Linked DNA regions of Homo sapiens: region 1 is linked to region 2. Evidence: chromatin contacts called from ENCODE Hi-C or POLR2A ChIA-PET data. All regions are on one chromosome and are shown on one strand. The core of a region is the stretch at or near the end of the contact, and the rest is flanking DNA. Distances in the headings are between cores, read along the strand shown.

Region 1 (7,624 bases), core at 2,023-4,522, 3.3 Mb before region 2:
GGGTTCACGCCATTCTCCTGCCTCAGCCTCCCCAGTAGCTGGGACTACAGGCGACCGCCACCGCGCCCAGCTAATTTTTTGTATATTTAGTAAAGAGGGGGTTTCACCATGTTAGCCAGGATGTTCTCTATCTCCTGACCTCGTGATCCACCCACCTCGAAAAGTACTCTTTCTTATGTTATAATATTAACACCTGGTTTGGGCTTAAAAAAAAAAAAATAGTGTTCCAGAAAAGAAAGGAGAGAAGGGAGAAGAGGAAAGCGGAGGGAGATCCAAGTTTTGCTGGACCTCTGAAAGGCCCTGACCTGGCTTCAGTTCCCAGCTTCCCACTTGGGTTTTATCTCGAATGAAGTTTGTGAATGCAGAGAAATGAGGGAAAGATAACCAGTAAGTGGACAACACTAGAAAGACTGGCCAGAGAGGTACAGAGGACGGAGATTTCTTTCAAGTGGAAAGGGAAGGAGTGGTTTCAAGGAGGATGTGGTATTTAAGTTGGCTTCACTATATATTATATTTTATGTAATGTGAGTGACACAAGCGTGGGAAAGTGAGAAATAGGAGAGAAAAAAGAGAGAGAGCGAGGAACATGGAAAAGCATGGGGAAGAGAAGAAAGTCGTTTTACAGCCTATGTTCAATAAACAAACGACACAGTGATCACAGTCAGACACAGCAGCTTCTCTGAAGCCCTCTCCTCTCTCAAATATTCCACAAATTACAATCTTCTATTTCTAGAGATTCATTTCTAGGGAACTAAGCAAAGCTCTCAATAGGGGTATATATTTGGTCTATACTAGTTACTAGAAACTCAGTATCAGTTGACTTACATGACTGAGAAGGCAGGGACTAAGATACAAAGTATGCAGGTGAGTGTGGATAGGGCAGGGCACCAAGTTGTGCATAGAAGCCCCACTTGGGAGGCACTGCTGGGAAAGACATCCTAGGTGGGGAAGTGGAGCATGGGTGGAGCTTGGTGGGCAAGGGTGGGCAACACGGACACTAGCTTATATGGTTTGGCTCTACGTCCCCACCCAAATTTCATCTTGTAGCTCCCATAATTCCCACGTGTTGTGGGAAGGACCCAGTAGGAGATAACTGAATCATGGGGTGGGTCTTCCCTTGCTGTTCTCGTAAGTCTCACGAGATCTGACAGTTTTAAAAACGGGAGAGAGAGCACAAGTCCTCTCTCTCTTTTCCTGCCGCCATCCACCTAAGATGTGACTTGCTCCTTGCCTTCCACCATGATTGTGAGGCCTCCCCAGCCATGTGGAAATGTAAGTCCATTAAACCTCTTTCTTTTGTAAATTGCCCAGTATCTGGTATGTCTTTATCAGCACCATGAAAATGGACTAATACACTAGCTGTGTCACACACAAGAGTAAGAATATGATAAAGTGCCCATTTTTTGCTACATGACTATTTTGCTCAGAGCCATCCAGGAAAGAAAGAAAATAAGAAAGGGAATTGAGGTTATGGAATGCCAAAATAAAAAGACCATGAAGGCAGGAAGTTTGTCTAATTTGTGCTTGCTTTATCCCAGAGCTCAGAACAGTGCCTGACACTCAAATAGGTTTTAAGCATATGAACAAATGCCTACCTGGTGATAGGCCTTGTGCTTGGGACTTTACCTGCATTAGCTCATTTAAGTCTCACACATCAACACAGATGAGGAAATCGAGATACAAAGAGTAAGTGTCTTGCCCTAGGTCATCCAGCCAATGAACAGCAGTGCCAGAATTCAAATCCTAGCCTAATTGACTAAAGCCAGTGCTATTAACCACCATGAAATGCTTCTTCACTAGACAGGAAACCAGACGATGACTATAGCATACAGTAATCTGAGTTTGGCACAACTCACTGTGATGATAGCATCATTCAGATACAAACTGGAGGAACCAGTTTTAAAGAAGGGTGAGGGGATGCAGAATATTAAGGGAAGCTGAGTGGTCAGGCTGACTCTATGTTATGGTATCAAATTTGGCTTGCCTGAATTTTAATTAGGACAAGAAATATTTCAAAGCACAAATGAGAAGTTATTTTCATCTCTGCTTCTCTCTTTAATTCAGAGTTCTCTAGAAGAAAAACAGGAAATGTTCCTATATTAAGCAAGTGGTATCAAAATCTATCATATCAGTATTGAAAAGCACCAGGTAATTTCTTAGATTCAGAAACCTCAATTTATCCCTAATGAAATACTAAGAAGGCTGCAATAACCAATTACTCAGAAACATTTTGGTGTTTCTTTGGCTGACTTAAACTGAATTATTTCTATATCCAACTGTTTCTATTAGTCATCACAAACTCAAAGACATTAGTTTATTCTGGTACTTTAAAAAATAATACACAATAGAAAAACAAAAACATAGGATGAATAAATGGGAGGAAATATATATCAATTAGTACCATTCATTTTTTATTCATTACTATGGTATTGAAGGACTTTGGCAGGTGACATTGTATATCCAGGCTACTAAGTCTATTTCTGAATGTTTCTACTGCATACCAGAGAAGAGTGAGGCAACAGAGACCAAACTGCCAGCCTTGGACCAGCTAGTAAAGAACGGAAATGAGTCATCCATTTTTCACCCACACTCTTGAAACTAAACCTGAAAAGGAAAAAAAGTTTGATACAAAATAGAACTTGTTTATTCCCCTATCCACATTTGCTAGAACAGTGCCTAGCATAAATGTTTATGGAATAGATGGTTTAATAAATATTTGTTGAATGAATAAACAAGTGAATTTTTTTTTTCTATTTTTCCCTCAAGCTACGAATATGCAGGAAGGCAAGAAAAAGAGAATAATGCTGATTGCCCACAGAACTCGTTTGCTGAGACTACAGACAGTTTTGTAGTCAAGATCCGCTTAGACAAGTAATAGGCATTTTAAACTTAACATACCTGGAGTAGAACTTCTAATTTCCTCCCTTATAAATTGTTCTCCCCCAGTCTTCTCTCAGTAAATGCATTTCCACTTCACGAGCAGCTCAAGGCAAAATCCTAGGGGAGATGCTTGATTCCTCTCTTCCCCTTGTTCTCTATATCCAAACCCTCAATATGTAGACCCTACTCCCAGAGTGTATCCAGAATCTAATTACTATTTCCAGTACTACCATGCTAATCTCACCACCATTGTCAAACACCTGCACTACCACAAAAACCTCTAACTTGTCTCTCCTCTTCTAAGTTTGCCCCTCTGCAATTTAATCTTCATCCAGATGAAAATGTGATCATTTTGAATCATGCATATTCTTTCCTTTCTCTCCTTATAATGCTGAAATCGCTTCCTGTTGTACTTAGAACAAAAGTCCAATCTGTCTCCTCTCTATCACTCTGACCTCATCTTCTGCAACACTGTCCCTTCTGTTGTCACCATGCTGGTGTTCTTTTTTCTTTTTGAACATACCATGCTCTTTCCCATCTCAAGGACTTTGCACTTGCTGTTTCTCTGTATGGAATGCCTTTTCTCCAAATCTTGACGTGGTGGAGTCCTCATCATTCAGGTTTTAGCACAAATACCTCCTTATCTAGGATGCCTTCCCTGACTAAAGCTGACCCTCTCTGCAACATCCACACACAAGGTACATTCTATCACATCACCCTGTTTTATTTTCGTCTTAGAACTTAACACTATCTGAAATTAGTTGATAAATATGTGTGCTTACTTCATTCATCTGTGTCTCCCAATGAGGATGTAATTTTGAAAAAGTAAGAATCTTATTAGTCTTGTTCTTCGTTACATCTCTTGGACTACAGTGAATATTTATTGAAAGAATGAATGTTTTCTGAAAGTCCTTGAGCAGTTTTTGTGGTTGGTTTTGATACTTTGTTGAGTGTTAATTGTTCATTATGTCATTATGTTAAAGGTCTCTGCAATTAGGATACAAAGTATAATTGAGACTGAGTCATTTTCTATTGGTTTTAGAGCAGAATCTGACAGTCCTCTCTTGGGAAAACACTTTTAAACTGCCACTATATCACAGAACCAATTCTGACATATCTATATCAAAAACTAATTTCCTCAATTCTGTGTGTATGGCATCCAAATTTTTTTTCTAAATATTACCTACATTTGGCATGGTCATCATAGCTAAATGATTATTTCAACCACACTTTTTCTGCTGCTTCTCTACCTTCCTTTTCATTTTTACATATATTGGTGATTTCCTAAATGTAAATGGTTGAGTTTAAATGCCAGCAGGGGGTAAAAAAAAGAAATTCTTTGCAAAGGTAGAGAGATTTGTTACTCAGCCAAGTGCTTCTTCAGTAGCTAAGTTCTCATTAGAAAGCTAACTTTTCAGAGTAGCTCAGAGGTGTCATTTAGAATTATTTCATTTTACCAAGCTAGCATGAAATCTCATGACACCCTGAGGCTACTTGTCCTGGAGTGTCACAAAATGACACTCTGTCCCAATCACCACTAAATAATATTAACTCCTAAGCCTGATCTTCAAAGTCTAAGAATACAGCCCACATACATCCAAGGAGAGGGTTTTTTTTCCTAAAAATGATTTTAAATGGTTTTTAGCTTATTGCAATAACCTAGCCTTCATATTTAAATTAGTTGCATTAGAGAGCTATTTGTCATTGCAAACAAAGCTGCATTTGTAGCTTTGGATTCATTTTACAGTACCCGTCATTTGTCCACCTGGCCTTCTACTTGTACACAAATCACAGCATAACTCTGACAAGATATGGTTGTTTTATTTGATTGTTTTAAGTTTTTAAGTTGGAGAGAAGGATCATAACATAACCTAAAAAGGAAGTATATAAATCCTAAAGAAGAAAAATTAAAAGATTTAGATATCCAAGAAAAAATAAAAATTAAAAAGAATCACAGCTATTCAAAAAACAATTCTTCAAAAATAAGAGTTAATAAAATAAGAATTTAAAAGCAATATCATATGTGATACAGAAAACTTGACTATATTATTCATTTTCCAATTCTGTTCAAATGCTAAGTTTTGCAATAACTTACTAATATGAGAAACAAGTGGGCACTAAAGCAACACTGAGATTATTCATTTATACTAGATAATGAAGTAGCAATGTCAAAAATTTCAAGTTACCAGTTAGAGGAGTCTTAAATGGCACTTGCTCCAAGACATGTCTTATTACTTAACATGAGAAATATGAAGACAGAAGACAATAGAGCAGCTTCAAGAACTTTTAAATCTATTTTGAAAAAACACATGTAAAGCCACATAGCCTAAGTGACAAATTAGTGCAAGAGATACTAAATTTTTGAGAGTGTGAACAAAAACTTTATATTACTTTTCCAACCTAAAATATTATTCAATAAAAACTCTATATGAAGTGTACCTTGCTCAATGTCTATCAATATTAATATTTTTAAAAATTAAAAACAGCAACCTTTATTTAGGAATTTATCCTATAAATATGCATCCACCTGGGTACAAAGATAAATAGTTTTAAATGCTGACTGCTGAAAATGTTCATCACTGAAAAGCATGGAAACAGCCTAGATTTCTGACAATAACATACTGAATACACTAAATATATTTATCCAAATAATGTAATACTCTGTAGTAATTTTTAAAGTGAATTAGAATTATAATTTATTGTTATCAAATGTCTAAGAAATACTAAGTTTAAAAGTAAGTTGTCAAACTAAGTATAATTTATTAATCTAAGGATATGTAAAGGTAAATGGTTTTTTATACATAATGGATCATTAAATTTGGCTTATTTTACTGTGAATGCATAGAATGTTTCTGGAAGACACATCTGAAATTAATGTCAGTTATATCCGGGGAGGAACCTATGAGACAAGCAATCAAGGGAGAAAAAAAGTTATTTTCATTATATCACTTTTTTTTAATAATTTAGACTTTTGATCAGGGCACGCATTTGTTTATCAAAAGAAAATGTAAAATATAATGGATAGAAAATTTTAAAATACTGTCTGTATCTTCCTCGTTCATTAAAAAACCCCGATTTCAGTATGATCCAAACTGAGTAGTTGTGACAACTTCTCATTTGAGAATAGAAGTTTATTTGATGGCTTCTTAAAAATTTACTGAACTTTGAAAAAAGTAATTATTGTAACAATGTCTCCCTAAACCGTGCTTTTTCCTGAGCATGACCAGTTTTGTTTTATTGAATTTTGTACATACATACAGATGTGGTGATATAATGGAATTTATTTTTCTTGGAAAGAAACATATATTGAAACAAGGCCATGGTTGACAATGTCTTAGCATTAATTGATTTTTTTCTTATGGTTTCTAACCATATCCTCTACCGAAATATTTTCTACAGTTTCTGTATCTTATAAGTTTCTTTTTAAGGGAGTAATGATTTTCAAACACTCAAATATTATTTATAATAATCAAATAGTTATATGTTAAGAAAGCAAAAATTAAAACCTAAAGAAGTGTTAGCCATTATTATGATACATTGAATAATATTTTTTCATGTTATTATGGCTGAGTTCTGGCTGTGAGAATAAGCCACAGCTGCTTTCTTCAGACACTAAAGAAAAAAAGTATCTAAAGAAAAAAATGTAGTGATTACACATTGATTCAGAGTTTAGTTAATGAAGTGGTTAAAAGGAAACATCATCTGAGAAATATTCTACTTTAATAATATTTTCACAAACAATAAATACTGTATTTATTTGCAAACATTAAAAGCAAAGCTAAAGGGAAAAATAAAAAATTGAACTAATCTAGGCAACTGACTTTCAGACAAATATTTGTAATGACATTTCCTGAGGCTATACCTATTTAAACTAAGTTATTCAGTGTTGGCGGTATAGTGGCCTTCCAATAAATTATTCAAACAATTCAAGTATTTTTAAAATCTCTGTTTTTTTGAATAGCCAGTGAATAAAATTTAAAGCATTTGAGCTTGGTTAACAGGATATATTCCATATATTTCTTTGACAAATGGAGACAAAAAAAAGCAGGCAACAATAAAATGCTCAGTTTTCAGTCTGTTAATACTTCAAAGTATGAACTGGAAAATAATACAAATCAGCACTTATTGTGGGAATGCAGTTCTGTTTAAAATAATTACTCTTGAATTTTTGTGGTAAAGAGTGAATCTGGACACTCTAAATTTTGTGGTAAAGAGTGAATCTGGACACTCTAAAAATTCACAATCCAATAAATGAAATATACTTGACAATCCCTCTGGGAGAGTATATTAGGCAAACTCTGACTTCTGTACTTGCCTTAGGCTCCTATTAAAGGTCAAACAAGTATAGAATTAGGTTGATGGTTCAAAACTATAGAAACTTTTCTAAGTACCACGATTAGAAAAGAGCAAACAGAAATTTTCTCTAAATTGGAAGATGCTATTTTGTGTCACTGTCACCCGAATTCTTAGAGCAAATCCTACTGGAAGATGAGGGCAGTTATTTAATATGTTGTATCAGCCAGGTGCCGTGACTCATGTCTGTAATCCCAACACTTTGGGAGGCTGAGGCAGTAGGATTACTTGAGCCCAGAAGTTCAAGACCAGCCTGGGCAACATGAGACCCTGTCTCTACAAAACATTAAAAAATTAGTTGGGCACGGTGGTGTGCACCTGTCCCAACTATTCAGGAGGCTGAGGCAGGAGGACCACTTAAGCCCAGGAGTTTGAGGCTGCAGTCAGCCAT
Region 2 (7,860 bases), core at 2,254-4,753:
TAGAGAAAAAAGAGATTTTGTTACTAATAATAAGGAAGGAGACATATTACTGACTAGAGAAGTCTTATTTGGAAAGATTCAAACTGTTCCTTGAAGGATAGATGAAGAGGAGCAGTAGGGTATTTGGGAAGGATGACTGGTATTAAAAGAAACACTGAAACGAATAGGTTCGAAGGACAATGAACAGAGCAGTTTACCTCACCTGAATTAGAAAAGTTCAGGTGAGGTAAACTGCTCACCTGAATTAGGAGGTGAATTCCACCTTAATTAGAAGAGTTCAGGAGGAAGAAAGCAGTTAGCAAATGAAAAAAGTAGTTGGTGGCAAAAGTGTAGAGAACATTCAGTAGAAAGCAAAGGAATCTGAACTTTAAGTAGTATACAATGAGGAGTTATGGTTTATGAGCAATGAACAATTTATGAGCAATGGTGAAAGAATTTTTAAACTATCTAAATTCAGTGGTAGTGTACAAGGTGAACTAGTAAGAAATCATTTAGGAAGCTCCAGGTATGAAATAAGGTCCCAAACCAAGATAGTCAATGGTTACAAATGGAACAGACATTATAAAGGAAGATCAAATCTGGGTAACCAAAAAAAAAAAAAAACAAAAAAAACAGTGGGAAAAGAGAGCCAAAGAGGACTGCAAGATTGAGAAAGCTAGACTTAGCAGGCCTATTAACTGCTTTTATACATTCTATCCTGTCACTGCATAGTTCCTATCCCTACTTGGAATTCTAATGCTTAAAAATCCCTTACGAAATTACAAAAATTAAAACTACCAAATAAACACTTACATTCACCTATCCATTAAGGCCATTAAAAATCTCAAAATACTATCTTTCCCACTGTGCTGAAAGTAAGTCCCATTCTACCCTAAACCCAAATCTCTCCTTATACCCTGACAAATAATAATTTACAAATCTCTCCCTACACTTTGACATTCTAGGTCTTAAAGCTGACATTTTTACCTATTAGCATGTGTCAACATCAAACAGCACTAAAGTTGTTTGCACCAGAGAAAGTGGATTGAGACTATGTTACTAACAAATCCAAATTATAAGATTAAAAGACAACACTCCCACAGTCTGAAAACAGTATGAGTCACCAAGAAACAAAAACAAAAACAAAAAACAGTGAAAAGAAGATGGTAAGAATAAATTCCAGTTTGAAATCCTTTAATTATGACAGTGAAAAATAAGCACCTTCCCTGGGAATGTATTTTTACATTTAAAATACTATTCGTTTTCTCATGTGAAAAAGATTTTCTAAAAACTATGTTAGGAGTTCTCTTCAGTTTTATTACAGCATCTAACTATGAATGCTTAAAATGCCTTCATAGTTCCAAAACCAATTTAGTTAAAATAATTATTTAGAAATGTAATGTAAAGCAACTGTAAAAATGCAAATCATTTTAACACAGAAACAAATATTTTAAAGTATACCATTACCTTTAATTCATGATAATCTATTGCTTCATCTTTGTCTGTATCAAATAGTTCAAAAGCATCTTTAATTTCTTGTTTCTGTTCCTCAGACAGTTCTCTTCTTTTTTTCCTCTTTGTTTTGTCCACTACAAGCTCACTTCTATGAAATGGAAAGAAAAAGCCCTTAGTCCACTTTAATTCTCTTTACTAACAGAAATTAGCCAATAATTACCTTCTAAATTTCAAAAAAGAAAGTACTTTGGAGAAAGATAGGGAAACTTTCCCTTTATGAGTCAATGACCTGTTTATTCCATAGTCTAAATTGCTATAAATCTGAACTTCGCAAAACTAAAGAGTGTTACAGATTATTAAAAGAAATGAGGACCAAACTTTTCTTTTTCCCAGCTTTTTATTTATTCCCACTAATGTTACTGTGGAAGAAACAAGAACTGTGAATAAGCAACACTACTTTTATGTCTGAAACTCCAACCAACTCCAACCAAAAAAACAAAAACACGTTATCCTACAAGAATGTTAAAGAATTTAAAAAAAATCTCCAAATGAAACCAAAATTCATAACTGACAATCACTATATATCGGTTTACTGTTGATAGTTCTGATAATTATGTTCATAAAATTACAAAAAAAAAGTGAATTAACTTATACAGTATTTTAGCACTGTTGGTTCAAAATGTTTTTAGATTACACGTTTTTAACAGTTTGGCAATTTATGTGTCATTTCCTCCATTGATATTAACAAACCATCGAAAATATTAATGAGTCTAAACATATGACAAATATTAGATGCCAATATACAATGTTTGTGCTTCATTCTATATAAAAATGTGATGAGTCTTGTCTCATTTAACATGTAAACCGGAGGTTAACTTCTCATAAACTCTGGAAACGCTTAAAGAAAAAAAGCAAAAATTATTTTAAAGCCAGAAATGTTTTCCTTAAGAGCTGCCCATCTAAATGTGCTCCAAATTTTCAAATGGAGCCGCAACACTGGAATAACGAGTTTTGAAACACAATCCGGTAACACATTAACATGTCAAACCAGTTGACTGTACTTAAAACACCTATCTAGTTGCATTTGAAAGTCGTTTTGGTCTCTGAAAGCTCCAAAAAAAAAAAAAAAAAGCTAGGAAGTGACTAGTAGGTGCAGTATAACAAAGCTGAGGAAGATCTTCCTTTCATGAGACCTGACTTGACACAAACTTGGGTATTCCTGGGGTCAGTCTTTTCCTTCCTGAGACTTTTGGAGGCCAAGTCCAGAACCGACCCACCCCTGACCCCATCCAAGGGTACCATGATTATCCCTTAGCAGAACATGGAATATTTTCGGAGTGTCGTAAGTGTATGGATAGTTTTACGGTACAACGTCTACATAGTGGGAGAGGGCAACAGAGGGTTAGAGGTTAGAACTGAAAGGTAAAAAAATGCAAGAAATTTAGGAAATCCAAGAGACAGACTGCCAATTAAAGTCACTAAAATGGGTCTCCAATTACACCGTAAAGCAGGGCCCTGGGAGAAGAGGAAAGAGTTTTTGTTATTTCCAAAATTTATAGGTGGGTGATTGCATTAGCAGCGGAGCAGCCGAGGTGGGGCCCTGACCAGGCACACGGATGAATGAAGGGATGTCCGCGACCTGATCTGAGAAACAAGAGTAGAAGCCTCGCGATATTTCATTCCCACCTCGCTCGCAACTAAGCCCAACCTTCTGGCAGTCCAAAGCCCTACGCGCTGACAGAAATAACCTCCTTAGCAGAAATGCACTGGTCTCGTTCCCTGCAGGGCATCAGAGCCCAGAGGGTGAGTGATCCGGGCAGGCTGCCCTAGGCTCCTTTCCCGCGTCCCAAACTACATCCCCTGCCTCGCCTCGGCCCCAAACGTCCTCCCTTCCACACACACCCTCCCTGGGCCCCGCTCCGGGGTGTGGAGAGCACTGCCGCCTCCTTATTACCGACCTCAGAGCTAAACTCATTATCTCTTCGCACAGAGACGTTCCTCTCAAGAACGATTTTAACCCCCTACCCAAGGCAGCAAGACGCCCACAGCCGTTCAACAGACACGAACGACCTCAGCGGCCTCAGGGACCTCCCACAACATAGACACTTTTGAGCTGGATTGGTTGAAATGTCGCTATGGTTCTGCCTATTAGGGGGCGGAAGCTTTACCAGTTCTATTTTCATTGGGTAGGTTTTACGTCAATCAAGGAAAAAAAAATTTTTTTTCTGTGCCCCGCCCACCTCCTAACGCCCCCCCGCCCCCCCAATCTAGGGCCGCTCTCGCCCTTCGGATTGGCTCGATGCGTTTTTCCCCGAATCCTTTGCGGGTCCGGCCTCCGATCCCTGTGTGGCTGTTTGGCGGGTGGGCGCTGTGTTCCTCTCTCGTAAAGCCGTGCGGTCTGTGGGCCGCCATTCAGAAACTGGATGGACAGCTTCGGCGGTGGGAAGGGAAGGGACATGCTGCAGGCCACCCTCCGGCTAGAAGGAGGGAGTACTTGAGGAACAAGGTCTGCGAAAATTGGCTGTGCTCTGTTCTAAAACTTGGAATGGCCTCAGTACCTGGGGAATGTGTTTAAAATGCAGACTTAAATGTCCGTTTCTCCATTCTAATTTCAGTAGGTATGAATCTGCGTTTTTACTCCTCACAAGCCTTCCAAGTGATTCTGAGGCAGGTGCTGTGGCTGTACTTGGATTATCACAGGGTTAGATTATCAGGCTATTTATGATTTAGCTGTATCTAAACCACCTTTCCCTCTCTTTCCTCCTTTGAACTGTTTGAAACGGATTTGTTCCCTTCTGTCTCTTATTTTTCAGTGCTGTAAGCTGTTAACACACATGAGACTGTCTTCACTACCAAACCAAGTCTCCTAAAGCTCACTTGAATGTCTGCTTATTCGTGTCTCTTACTAGGTTCAATTTCTTGGAGGCCGTGATTATATCTATTTAACGCTTTTCCTTGTACCTAATAAAATGTCTGGTGCGTAGGTGCTCGGTAAATTGAGTGGAATCTTTTGAAAATCCACAAAATACTGAGCTAAACAGCAAATCTCATAAACGTGAATAAAATAGCCTGAGGATGGGAGTTGAAGGCGGAGAATATATAAACATTATATGTTTAAGGGATGTATATAAAATTTTAGAGAAGGGAGAGAACACAAGATATGCTTCTTAAAGGAGGTGACATAAACGTTAGACCTAGAAGGATGGGCTAAATTTGCACAAGGAAAGATAGTATGATAGAATAAGCTAAAAATTAGCTAAGGGATAGCACCCCTAAAAAACAAAAGTGGAACTTTTATTTTGTTCGTATTTTAAATTTTAAAGTACCTTTATAAATCACCTTTGAGTCTAAAAGGAAAGAGAAATTGTAGTTACTAGAACATAATGATATTGAAAAAAACTATATGTTAAAATTTTAAGATACAGACCAAGTTATAGGAGAACATTATTTTAAATAAGAAAGAATAAAAATAGGCCAAGCATTTATTTGAAGATGTTAGAAACGAAGAACAAATTGTATAATTGAAATTAGGAAGAGGAAATTAGTAAAGATAAAGTTTGAGAACAGTGTTTTAAAAGGAAATTGGTAAAATTGATAAAGTACTCATAATCTAGTATAAAGCTGGTTTTTGGCAATACCAGTGAAATTCAAAGACTTATAGGAAGTGTAACAAGAAAAGGAATAGTGCCACTAGTAAGGTTGGTAATTTAATAAAAGGGAGGTTTAAAAATTATTAAAATATTTTATACAATTTTATACCGCCAATAAATATTAATAGAAAATGAAATAGTCACTTTTCAAGGAAAACATAACTCAAAAAAGGTGGAAAACTGAATTAAGTCAATAACTACAGACAGGACTGGAACAAAGATGCCAAAGTTCTGTACTCACAAATAAAAAGCCTCCAGCCCACTCAGATTTATGATTAAAAATCATAAGAGCTAAATCTTGTGCTTTAAACTCAAGTCATAGAAAATGATGGAGAGCTTCTTAGCTTAATTTTTGAAGCTGCCATAATCTTTCACATCCTAAAAGAACATTTAAAGTCACTCAGTGTAAGCTCAGTGATGATGAAGGCTATGCATGTTTCTCACCATTGTATCCCCAGTGCCTGACTCATGTTTGATGTTCATTTGTGAACTTAAGTGCAAAATTCCTAGATGTTAGCAAAGTCAGTTTGATACTGTCTTAAAGGAACATTTCTCTATAACTAAATTGAGTTTTTTTTTGTTAAGTGCAAAGATAATTCAAAATATAAATCTGTGTTAAATAATTATAATGTTAGGTTAAGGAAATCATCTCAGTGTCAAAAAGGCACTGAATAATAGGTAACACCTTTTCTATTAGGATATAAAGTGGGTTTAGAAAATACTTTTTTAAATATGATCGGCAGAATACTTAAACACCAGTGTTTCTCAAACCTCATTCCTGAAACACTAGGATTTTGTGAGATGCTTTTGGTCTCAGAGTGCGTTTTATAAGCAAATAATTTGGGCAAACAGATTTTAAAAGGTTTTCAATAGGGTGTCCTTTTAAGAGAGTGACAGGGAATTTACACGCATCACTTTTATTATATTTAATTAGTGAGAACTAGTGACAACCACTTCTTGCTTCACGGGAGGTTGAGGCAAGAAATCTCTAGATGGAAAACTGCTCTGCTGAAACTTGGGGTCTAATCATCTATTACTAAAGATAAGACAGGTGGTTACACTAATTATATTTTAAACCTAAATTTGATGCAATCAAAATTCTCATATTTTTCTTGAATTGAACAAAGGTATTCCAAAGACCATCTCAACAACAATTCTATAAAAATAACTTACTAAACTGTGAAAAAGAATAATAATACAAAAATTGCTGTATGGGACACTAAAATGTATTTGGTACAATGGTAATCAGACCAGAAATTCCAGAGACAGCCAAATGTAAATAAAAATGTCTGCTTTGAAAAGGTAGTGACATAAATATTTGTTTAGTCTGCCTCCTAAAGCCTTAATAAATCAAGAGTTCCTCTATCACCCACGCTGGAGTGCAGTGGCATAACTCACTGTAACCTCAAACTCCTGGGCTCAAAGGATCCTCCCGCCTCAGCTCCTGAAAAGTTAGGACTACAGAAGCATGCCACCATGCTCAGCTAATTTTTTTTAAATTTTACACTGTGTTGCTGTGTTGCCCAGGCTGGTCTAGAACTCCTGGTCTCAAGTGACCCTCCAGCCTCAGGCTCCCAGAGTGTTGAGATTACAGGAATTAGCTCCCATGCCTAGCCAATAAATTAATTTCTAAAGCTGAAGTGACCTGGAGAGGGACCATCAGCAGACTAGGTATTTAAAAAATTATTGGAAAGATCAAAAGAAATATGGAAACTTGTTGACAAATGAAACAGATCACTGAAGTGGCATCCTATAATTTTCCAGAGATGACTTATGTTTCACAGAGAGTTGATCTACCTAGCAAAGTCCCAGAGAGACTCCAGGAATAGAGTTCCCTTGTACAGTAGAAGGTGGAAATGAGAAGGGGGCTAAAAACAAAATGTCAATTTAAAACCTCTTTAGGAAACCACTGTACTTCAGTTCCTCCAGATTCCTCTCCCCAGTGTTTTGTCTCTTTACATCTATCTAGAACTCCACTCTTTTTTTTTTCCTTTTTTTAGAGACGGGGGTTCTCTCTGTTGCCCAGGCTGGAGGGCAATGACATGGCCTTAGATCATAGCTCACTGCAACCTCAACCTCCTGGGCTCAAGCAACCTCCCACCTTGCGCCTTGGCCTCCTGAAGTGCTGGGATTACAAACGTGAGCTACGGCACGTGGCCTGAGTCTTTAAAATGAATGAAGAATGAAAAACCATCAGAGATATGAAAATCAACAGCATGAAAGATAAAACTAAAAACCATTTCAGGAAGACTCTGAGTCAGCTAAGGAACCAAAATAAAATAATAAGAAATTAATAATAATAAGCTGCCTAAGAAGTACTCAAGAAAATATTAGAGAACAGAATACTCTGAAAAAGGAGCATTGGAGAATAAGAAAAGACTGTTGAAAATAAACATGAATGTAAAAATTAAACTGGCAAGATGATTTAATTGAAAAAATATCACAAAACTTGCAGTATTCAAACAAAAACATGGAGAATTTTGAGAAAAAAATGGAGGACTAATTCATTATTTGACTAATAAGAATTTCTGAAAGAGAGAACAAGAGGAGGAGGAGAAAAATATCACACATTGAAAAGATACTTCGAGGAACTGAAGATAAATACAGGTCTCCAAATTGATAGAACACATTTAGTACTGAGCAAAATAATAGTAAAAGAACCACACCTAGACACATAAAGAAGCCATTTCAGAGCATCAAAAATAAAGAAAAAGGCCTAAAAGCTTCCAGTCACAAGAATCTGACCTTTTATAAAAGAATTTAAGAATTGAGCTAG

What was found. Hi-C counts contacts between places; a loop is a spot of excess contacts on that map. ChIA-PET counts read pairs that join two places held with the same protein, here RNA polymerase II (POLR2A). Pooled maps may share reads with other maps.
Region 1: a pooled map shows a loop between it and region 2 (4-fold over the local background). The contact joins the promoter of MIR4280HG here to the promoter of CETN3 in region 2. A Hi-C loop is called at or near these places in 1 of 168 maps with a recorded cell type or tissue (ascending aorta) and 5 of 50 pooled maps. POLR2A ChIA-PET finds 5 or more read pairs at or near these places in 1 of 52 experiments (activated CD8-positive, alpha-beta T cell).

What each region holds. Positions count from the first base shown.
Region 1 is chr5:87,118,923-87,126,546 of GRCh38, forward strand. It overlaps MIR4280HG (MIR4280 host gene), which reads right to left and starts at 3,273. Exons shown (of 2, transcript NR_186582.1): 1 at 2,899-3,273. LOC101929380 (a long non-coding RNA gene) reads left to right here and starts at 1,226. Exons shown (of 4, transcript NR_105018.1): 1 at 1,226-1,272.
Region 2 is chr5:90,406,253-90,414,112 of GRCh38, forward strand. It overlaps CETN3 (centrin 3), which reads right to left and starts at 3,504. Exons shown (of 5, transcript NM_004365.4): 1 at 3,393-3,504; 2 at 1,447-1,582. The coding sequence starts at 3,409. It overlaps LOC731157 (a long non-coding RNA gene), which reads left to right and starts at 3,748. Exons shown (of 2, transcript NR_105024.1): 1 at 3,748-4,052; 2 at 4,248-4,417. RefSeq lists an enhancer at 3,274-3,473.